2 separate regions of the Homo sapiens genome follow, and region 2 is linked to region 1. The links are chromatin contacts, found by Hi-C or POLR2A ChIA-PET in ENCODE. All regions are on one chromosome and are shown on one strand. Each heading gives the region's core, a stretch centred on a gene start or an enhancer-like site at or near the end of the contact. The rest is flanking DNA. Distances are from core to core; before and after follow the strand shown.

What was found. A loop is a pair of places that touch in the nucleus more often than their neighbours do. ChIA-PET counts read pairs that join two places held with the same protein, here RNA polymerase II (POLR2A).
Region 2: a loop to region 1 is called in a map of HepG2, with 5 times the contacts of the local background. The contact joins two enhancer-like sites. A Hi-C loop is called at or near these places in 1 of 168 maps with a recorded cell type or tissue (HepG2). POLR2A ChIA-PET finds 5 or more read pairs at or near these places in 1 of 52 experiments (activated CD8-positive, alpha-beta memory T cell).

What each region holds. Positions count from the first base shown.
Region 1 is chr20:32,254,132-32,258,202 of GRCh38, reverse strand. No RefSeq gene overlaps it. Among named protein-coding and RNA genes, the nearest start is that of MIR1825, 18 kb to the right of the region's middle. Within about 2 kb of position 1,647, at least 7 of the 41 ENCODE cell types and tissues checked have a DNase peak (open chromatin) inside an H3K27ac peak, as active enhancers do.
Region 2 is chr20:32,539,846-32,543,916 of GRCh38, reverse strand. All of the region lies in intron 1 of NOL4L (nucleolar protein 4 like), which reads left to right. It overlaps LOC105372592 (a long non-coding RNA gene), which reads right to left. Exons shown (of 3, transcript XR_007067563.1): 3 at 1,964-2,743. Among named protein-coding and RNA genes, the nearest start is that of NOL4L-AS1, 19 kb to the left of the region's middle. RefSeq lists enhancers at 1,821-2,326, 2,327-2,832. Within about 2 kb of position 2,341, at least 2 of the 41 ENCODE cell types and tissues checked have a DNase peak (open chromatin) inside an H3K27ac peak, as active enhancers do.

The DNA.
Region 1 (4,071 bases), core at 398-2,897:
CTGTTTTAACCCAGCTTTAAAGCCTGAGACTTTGGCCACCTTGGACTCACAAGCCTGTGAACCAGAGACAGCACAGGTCTGCAGTTGTATTTCCTGTGGGCTGTTCAGTGTTTTATAAACTAGAGAATTAGGCCGGGCATAATGGCTCACGCCTGTAACCCCAGCACTTTGGGAGGCCGAGGCGCGCAGATCACGAGGTTGGGAGTTCGAGACCAGCCTGGCCAATATGGTGAAACCCCATCAGTACTAAAAATACAAAAATTAGCTGAGTGTGGCAGCGGGCACCTGTAGTCCCAGCTACTTGGGAGGCTGAGGCGGAAGAAGCACTTGAACCTGGGAGGCGGAGGTTGCAGTGAGCCGAGATTGTGTCACTGCACTCCAACCTGGGCAAAAGAGCGAGATTCTGTCTCAAAAATAAAATAAAATAAAGAATTAATTGCCAATTTAAAACCCAGGAAATTGCCTGACACAGTGGCTCATGCCTGTAACCCCAGCACTTTGGGAAGCCAAGGCGGGTGGATCGCTTGAGCTCAAGAGTTTGAGACCGACCTGGGCAACATGGCAAAACCTTGTCTCTACAGAAATTAGCCAGGTGTAGTGGTGTGCACCTGTAGTCCCAGATACTCAGGAGGCTGAAGTGGGAGGATTGCTTGAGCCCGGGAGACAGAAGTCGCAGTGAGCTGAGATCATGCCACCACTCCAGCCTGGGTGACACAGTGAGACCCTGTCTCAAAAAAAAAAGGGAAATTTCCTATAAAATCGGGATTTTTCAGCTTCTCTTGAAATATCTAAAGATCTGGCTACACTGGACCTAAGTCCCATATGGCAACAATTGGCTGGGAGGAGTAGCAGTTGCTACAGTTAAAGGGGGTGTGTGCATTGCACTTTGACTTAGACCCCCAGCCCCCACTCCACCACATTGACCTGCCTCATTCATCTGGTCCTTGAAAGCATTTGGGGATTTTTTTGTGGTTTTTTTTTTTTTTTTTTTTTTTGAGACAGAGTCTCGTTCTATTGCCCAGACTGGAGTGCAGTGGCGCGATCTCAGCTCACTGCAACCTCCACCTTCCAGGTTCAAGTGATTCTCCTGCCTCAGCCTCCTGAGTAGCTGGAATTACAGGTGTACACAACCACTCCCAGCTAGTTTTTGTATTTTTAGTAGAGATGGGATTTCATCATGTTGGCCAGGCTGGTCTTGAACTCCTGAACTCAGGTGATCCGCCTGCCTCGGCCTCCCAAAGTGCTGGGATTACAGGTGTGAGCTACCACGCCCAGCCCTTGGAAGCATTTGAATTTGTGACTCCTGGGTCCATACTTTCTAACAGTTGGAATTGCCTTGCAATGTACTGATCTCCCCGTCACTGGAAATGTGCAAACTCAGGCTAGATGGCTACTGTAGGGATGTCAGAGAGGGATTTCAAGAGCCAGTTGGGTAATTAGATCAGATAACATACATTATGCTTTCCAGCCCTGCAATGACAAATATTTACTTAAGACTTTGCAGCATATATTTTTGAGAACTAACTTCCCCTCTGGTTTCAACTTACTGTTTCAGTCTTTCCTTTCCCTTTCCCTTGGTTTCTTGATCTATTTATATATTTTTAATCATACGATTATACTGTATGAATCCCTGTAAGCTTCCTCAAATCTTTTCTGGGAATAAGGGGAACAAATGAATCTATACGTAAATATTTACCTAAAGGGTTTGGCTCCAGGTACTGAAGAGAAACAAAAAGAGAATTATAAGTTACAACTGCCAAGTTACCTCAGGTCTCTCCGAGATTATCAGACTCAAAGCAATAAAGGCAACAAAACAGAAAGAGCTAAGAGTCTGGGATATGAGCATGTGCCTAGGTGCTCCCAACCCACTGTCTTAGGAAAGGCAGCCTCAATGTTTATTGCTCACCCTTTGTTTAAAATACATGTTTTTTTTGAGACAGGGTCTCACTGTATCACCCAGGCTGGAGTGCAGTGGCACGATCTTGGCTCACTGCAACCTTTGCCTCCCAGATTCAAGCGATTCTCGTGCCTCAGCTTCCCAAGTATCTGGGATTACAGGCGTGCACCACCACTCCTGGCTAATTTTTGTAATTATAGTAGAGACAACATTTCACCATGTTGGCCAGACTGGTTTTGAACTCCTGACCTCAAGTGATCCGCCCACCTCGGCCTCCCAAAGTGCTGGGATTACAGGCATGAGCCACCGTGCCCGACCTAAAATAGATTTTTAAATCCCATGGCCAGGCATGGTGGTTCACGTCCGTAATCCCAGCACTTTAGGAGGCTGAGGCAGGAGGATCACTTGAGGCCAGGAGTTTAAGATCAGCCTGGGCCACACAGTGAGATCATGTCTCTACAAAAATAAAATAATACAATAAATTCTATAACTAAATGTGGCAGTTTTTAAAGAAGTGGCTGCAAATTCCTTGACACTCCTCCCATTGGAGGGGAGTCTATGTCCCCTTTCCTTGAATCTGGGTGGCTTGTGGCTGATTTCACCAATAGAGTATGGCAGAGGTGATGCTATGTGACTTCTGAGGTTGGGTCATAAATAAACATGCAGCTCTGCCTGGTTCTCTTGGAATATTCTTTCTCCAAATGCTTCTTTCTGGAATATTCCCTCTTGGAACACAGCTTCCACGCTGCAAGGAGGCCTAGGCCACAGTGAGAGGCCATTTGTAGGTGTTCTAGTCAATGGCTGTAGCTGAGCCCAGCATGCTAGTCATCCAAACCCAGGCACCAGAAACGTGAGTCATCACCAGCTGTTGTCATCTCCCAGCTCAGGCTCCATATATCAGGGAGCAGAGACAAACCAATTATGTTGTGCCTTGTGCAAATTCCTGATCCACAGAATCTGTGAATGGAATAAAAGGATTGTTGTTTCATGCCACTAAGTTTGGGGTGCTTTGCTATCCAGCGACAGAAAATTAGACCAGTTACCCAGGAACACAGTTATTGCAAATGATTCAAACCATCAAGAAAAATATGTAATATAAAAGTGATAGGTCCAGTGGGGCAAGGTGGCTCACGCCTGTAATCCCAGCACTTTGGGAGGCTGAGGTGGGCAAATCACCTGAGGTCAGGAGTTTGAGACTAGCCTGGCCAATATGGTGAAACCCTGTCTCTACTGAAAACACAAAAATTACCTGGGTGTGGTGGTGGGTGCCTCTAATCCCAGCTACTGAGGAGGCTGAGGCAGGAGAATCACTTGAACCTGGGAGGCGGAGGTTGCAGTGAGCTGAGATCATGCCATTGCGCTCCAGCCTGGGCGACAGAGTGAGACTCCGTCAAAAAAAAAAAGTCTGTCCTGGCCAGGTGCAGTGGCTCATGCCTGTAATCCCAGCACTTCAAGAGGCCGAGGTGGACAGACCCCTTGAGCTCAGGAGTTTGTGACCAGCCTGGGAAACATGGCAAAACCCCATCTCTACAAAAAATACAAAAATTAGCTGGGCGTAGTGGTGCCTGTATTCTCAGTTACTTGGGAGGCTGAGGTGGGAGGATCACTTGAGCCTGGGAGGCAGCAGTTGTGGTGAGCTGAGATTGCACCACTGCACTCCAGGCTAGGTGACAGGGTGTAACCCTGTCTCAAAAAAAAAAAAAAAAAGATAGGTTCCCTTCTCTTTTTTGTGTGTGTGTGTGAGATGGAGTCTTGCTCTGTCACCCAGGCTGGAGTGCAGTGGCACGATCTTGGCTCACTACAACCTCCACCTCCCGGGTTCATGCCATTCTCCTGCCTCAGCCTCCTGAGTAGCTGGGACTTCAGGTCCCCTCCGCCACGCCTGGCTAATTTTTTGTATTTTTAGTAGAGACGGGGTTTCACCGTGTTAGCCAGGATGGTCTCGATCTCCTGACCTCATGATCTGCCGGCCTTGGCCTCCCAAAATGCTGGGATTACAGGTGCGAGCCACCACACCCGGCCCTGGTAGATTCCCTTTTCATAATATGCCTACCATTCCATCTCCCTCCCCAGGGATGACATTGTTACCAGTTTTTGTTGTTGTTCTTGTTGTTTTTGAGACGGAGTTTCACTCTTGTTGCAATGGCGCAATCTCGGCTCACTACAACCTCCGC
Region 2 (4,071 bases), core at 1,092-3,591, 290 kb before region 1:
CAGAGGCTCCCTGTCCACCACCCTTTTCACAGGCACAAATCACTCATTCAGGAGGCAGCCAGGTCTGCCTGTTGACTTTGTAACCACAGTGCCTGACCCTGGTATCTTTTTTTTTTTGTTTTTTTCTGAGACAAGGTCTCCCTCTGTCATCCAGGCTGGAGTGCCGTGGCGAGATCTCGGCTCACTGCAACCTCCACCTCCTGGGTTCAAGTGGTTATTGTGCCTCAGCCTCCCAAGAAGCTGGGACTACAGGTGTGCACCACCACACCCAGTTAATCTTTTTTTTCTTTTTTTTTTTGTGACAGAGTCTCGCTCTGTCATTCAGGCTAGAGTGCAATGGCACGATCTCAGCTCGCTGCAACCTCCTCCTCCTGGGTTCAAGCGATTCTCCTGCCTCAGCCTCCCTAGTTGCTGAGATTACAGGTGCCCACAACCACACCCAGCTAATTTTTGTATTTTTAGTAGAGACAGGGTTTCACCATATTGGTCAGGCTGGTCTCGAACTCCTGACTTCAGTGATCCACCCACCTGGGCCTCCCAAAGTACTGGGATTACAGGCATGAGCCACCGTGCCCAGCCCCAGCTAATTTTTGCATTTTTAGTAGACACGGGGTTTCACCATGTTGGCCAGGCTGGGTATCACCCTTTCTGGTGGCAGAAGTGCCACGCATCCTTCAAGACCCAGCCCAAATGTCACCTCCTCTGTGAAGCCTTCCTTCACGCAGCCCCACTCCTTGCCCTGTTCCTGAGGGCCCTCTGGATCATTCTCTCCTATTGCATCCCCTGATGGCAGAGCCAGCTGAGCTCCGTGGTGGCTTCCCGCGAGCTTTATTCTTTTCCCTTTTCCCCACACTCGACATGGTAATGATCACTAGCTGGCGAGCTCCTCAAGGCAAGAGCACCACAGCAAGAGAGCTCGTGTTTATCGAGAACGGCTGTGTGCTCAGCGCTTTCCTGCATCCTCTAAAATCCTCACAACCCCGTGAGGTCGGTTCTCCTAAAAGCCCCACTTTAAAGAGGAGCCAGTGGAGGTTTAAAGAGGTTAAGTCACGTGCCCAAGGTCACCCTGACACCAGAGCTAGAGCTTGGAATGAATCACGGCAATGACTTATATATAGCACCTTCCACATGCCAGGCACTATTAAGGTGTTTCATCTTCACAAAAACTTTCACTGCAGCTTCATGTTATGGCTGGGGAAACTGAGGCATGGAGAGGTTAAGTAACTTGGTAAGGTTCAAGAGACGAGTCAGAAGTAGAGTAGGGGCTGAGCACAGTGGCTCACACCTGTAATCCCAGCACTTTCAGAGGCTGAGGCGGGAGGATCTCTTGAGCCCAGTAGTTCGAGACCAGCGTGGGCAACACAATGAGACTCTGTCTCTGCAAAAAAATAAAAAGATTAGCCAGGTGTAGTGACACATGCCTATGGTCCAGTTACTTGGGAGGCTGAGGTGGGAGGATTGCTTAAGCCTTGGAGGTCGAGGCTGCAGTGAGCCGTGATCCTGCCACTATACTCCAGTCTGGGTGACACAGCGAGACCCTGTCTCAAAAAAAATTTTTTTAAAAAGAAGTGGAGTAGGATTTGAGCTCAGGCTGTCTGGCTGTTGGTCATCTCTTGGTCATGCTCTCAAATGTCATGCTGTACTGGCCATTGTAGCCTTCTCCCTCTGACCTGCCTGAGCAGCTCTCATTGTCTTGGTGCCCCCGAAACCTGGACTAGCAGCTAGCCCGAGGAGGCACTAGTTAGTGACAGTTTCAGGAATAAGGACACAGGTAAGCCAGTGGATGCGGGACCTTGCCCCAGCCATTCTGAAGCTCTGTGTCCTGAAGCCCAAAGATATGGCCACCTGTCTCCTGGGCTTAGCGCCCCCCACCACCCGCCTGTCCAGACAGCCTCAGGGAAGGACCAGATCCATAAACATGAGGCTCTACTTGGGCTGGGAGGAGTGCTGGGCACTGTACAAGTCCTCAATATTATTGCTTTATTGTCATTTAAATGGAGCCTGCCTCAAACAGGCCACCCAGTTCTAGCCACCAGCTCTGGACAAAACCCCCATTGAAAAGCCAATTACAATCACTCCATCTAAATTGTCATGGATTTGTATAGAAAATTACATCTCCATTTAGTCCTAAAGCGACGTCCTGGGCATGGACAGAGGGGAGGCTGGCCCATTTACCCCGCCAGCTCAGCGCGGGTGCCGCGGGCAGACAGAAAGCCCAAGCTGCTGGGTCTTGGCCGGCCCAGGAACAAAGGCCAGTTTGTGGGGGCCCAGAGAGAAGCTGGGCCTCTGAGGGCAGCTCAGATTCCAGGCCCGGGCCGATGGACCCTGCACCGCCAGCTGGTCTCTCCTGCTGGCGGCTGTGGCCAGACGAGCTCCTGACAGCCGGCTTCAGGCGGCCCATCAGCCCCGCCACCCCCACCACCATCCAAGGTGGCTGGAGCTTGGCTCATGTCCACACTACCAGGAAATGAAACTCAGGGAGCACTTGACTGGGATCCTGAGATCTTGGTTTCATTCATTCACTCACTGACACATTCAGTGCCTGCTAGTAGCATGAGAAAGGCAATAATGTAGAAGTGAGCTCCAGCTTCAGAGTGCCCTGCATTCAGTTCCAGACTCTGTCCTCAGTAGCCATGAGGCCACTTGCTTATTCCTTTAGTTTTGAAATAGTTGTCGAGTGCCTACTGTGTGCCAGAGAACAGGACAAAATGGTCTTCACTCTTGGCCCTTAAAGTCCAGTGCCCTGGGGAAAATAAACAGGGGCTGACACGGGCTAGTATCCCCATTTCACAGAAGTGTAAGTAGGCAGCTCAGAGGAGCTGGGCATGCTATATGCAAGTGAGAAGGGCCTTCTAGCCAGAGGGAATAGTGTGTGTGTGTGTGTGTGTGTGTGTGTGTGTGTGTGTGTAGGGGGTGGCGAGGCAGGCTGGAGCAGCACTGTGGCATGACATGAGATCGGTGGGGCAACCTACAGACTGTGGGCCTCTTCTCTGAGCCTCGGTTTCCTCATCTGAGGAATGGGGGCGATGACCCCAGCTGCTGGGGACTTGGACAAGGGCTCAGGGAGATAATGTGTGCCAGGTGTTCTGCGTGGAGCTGGGCATGGGATGCTTTTGGCTAACCAGGATAGCCTTACTTAGATGACACTGTGGGCCAAACACGGACCGAGGGCTTTCCACACATTCACTCCTAACATTGACAGTCCCATGTGGCAGGGCTAGGATCCCCATCTCACAGATGGGGAAACGGAGGCAACAGCACAGGGCAGCTAATTATTTGTTCCTGTTCCAGTCATTCTGATTATGGGTTAGCCCAGGGCCTCCACAGAGAAGACCCTCAAAAAGGATTTGTTGAATCAGTGAATGCATCTGGAAGGTCGGTGCTGGGCAGGTGTGGGGGCCGGGGAGGAAGATTCCCGTGTACATGTGTGAAGCTGTGTGGAGTGCTGTGGGATTCTGAGCATGGCTGTGGGCCTGCGTGTAATTGTGTGTGAGACTGTCCAAGGACTGCAGATGGTTGCATGTGTGAGGCTATGTCCATGTCTCTGTGACCTTAACTGTGTGTGACAGTCACACATTGTCTCCCTGAGTCCTTGCCCAAATGCCCAGTGGCCACAGTGGCTCTGTCAGACTGACTGTGTGTGTGTGGCTGTGTCAGACTGTGTGTCACGGCCTACACACATCTGTCTGGGCCCAGAGGGACACTTGGCACCCTTCCTGGGATGGCTGGTGGGCCCAGAGGCTACCTCAGGGCAGGACAGGCACGTGCAGAGGCGAAGGGGTCAGAGTCCCCAGCCTCCCCTGCCCAGCCCAGCAGACAGACCGGCAAATGGAAAAAAATGTTCACACCCGAGGCAAGCTGGTGGCTGCCCCACCAGAGACTGCTCTGTGCACAGAAAACAAGTTCTTCTGGTATCAGCTTGGCAGGAAGTGGCTTTTGGGTGGCAGGAAGCTGGATTCAGCTCATATCAGCCCCGGCCGAGGGGCAGGAGAGCAGTTATCTGGGGTTAAACAGAGTTACTGAGAAGTGGAGCCCCCAACACACCATGCCCGATAGAGTTGAGGGCACAGC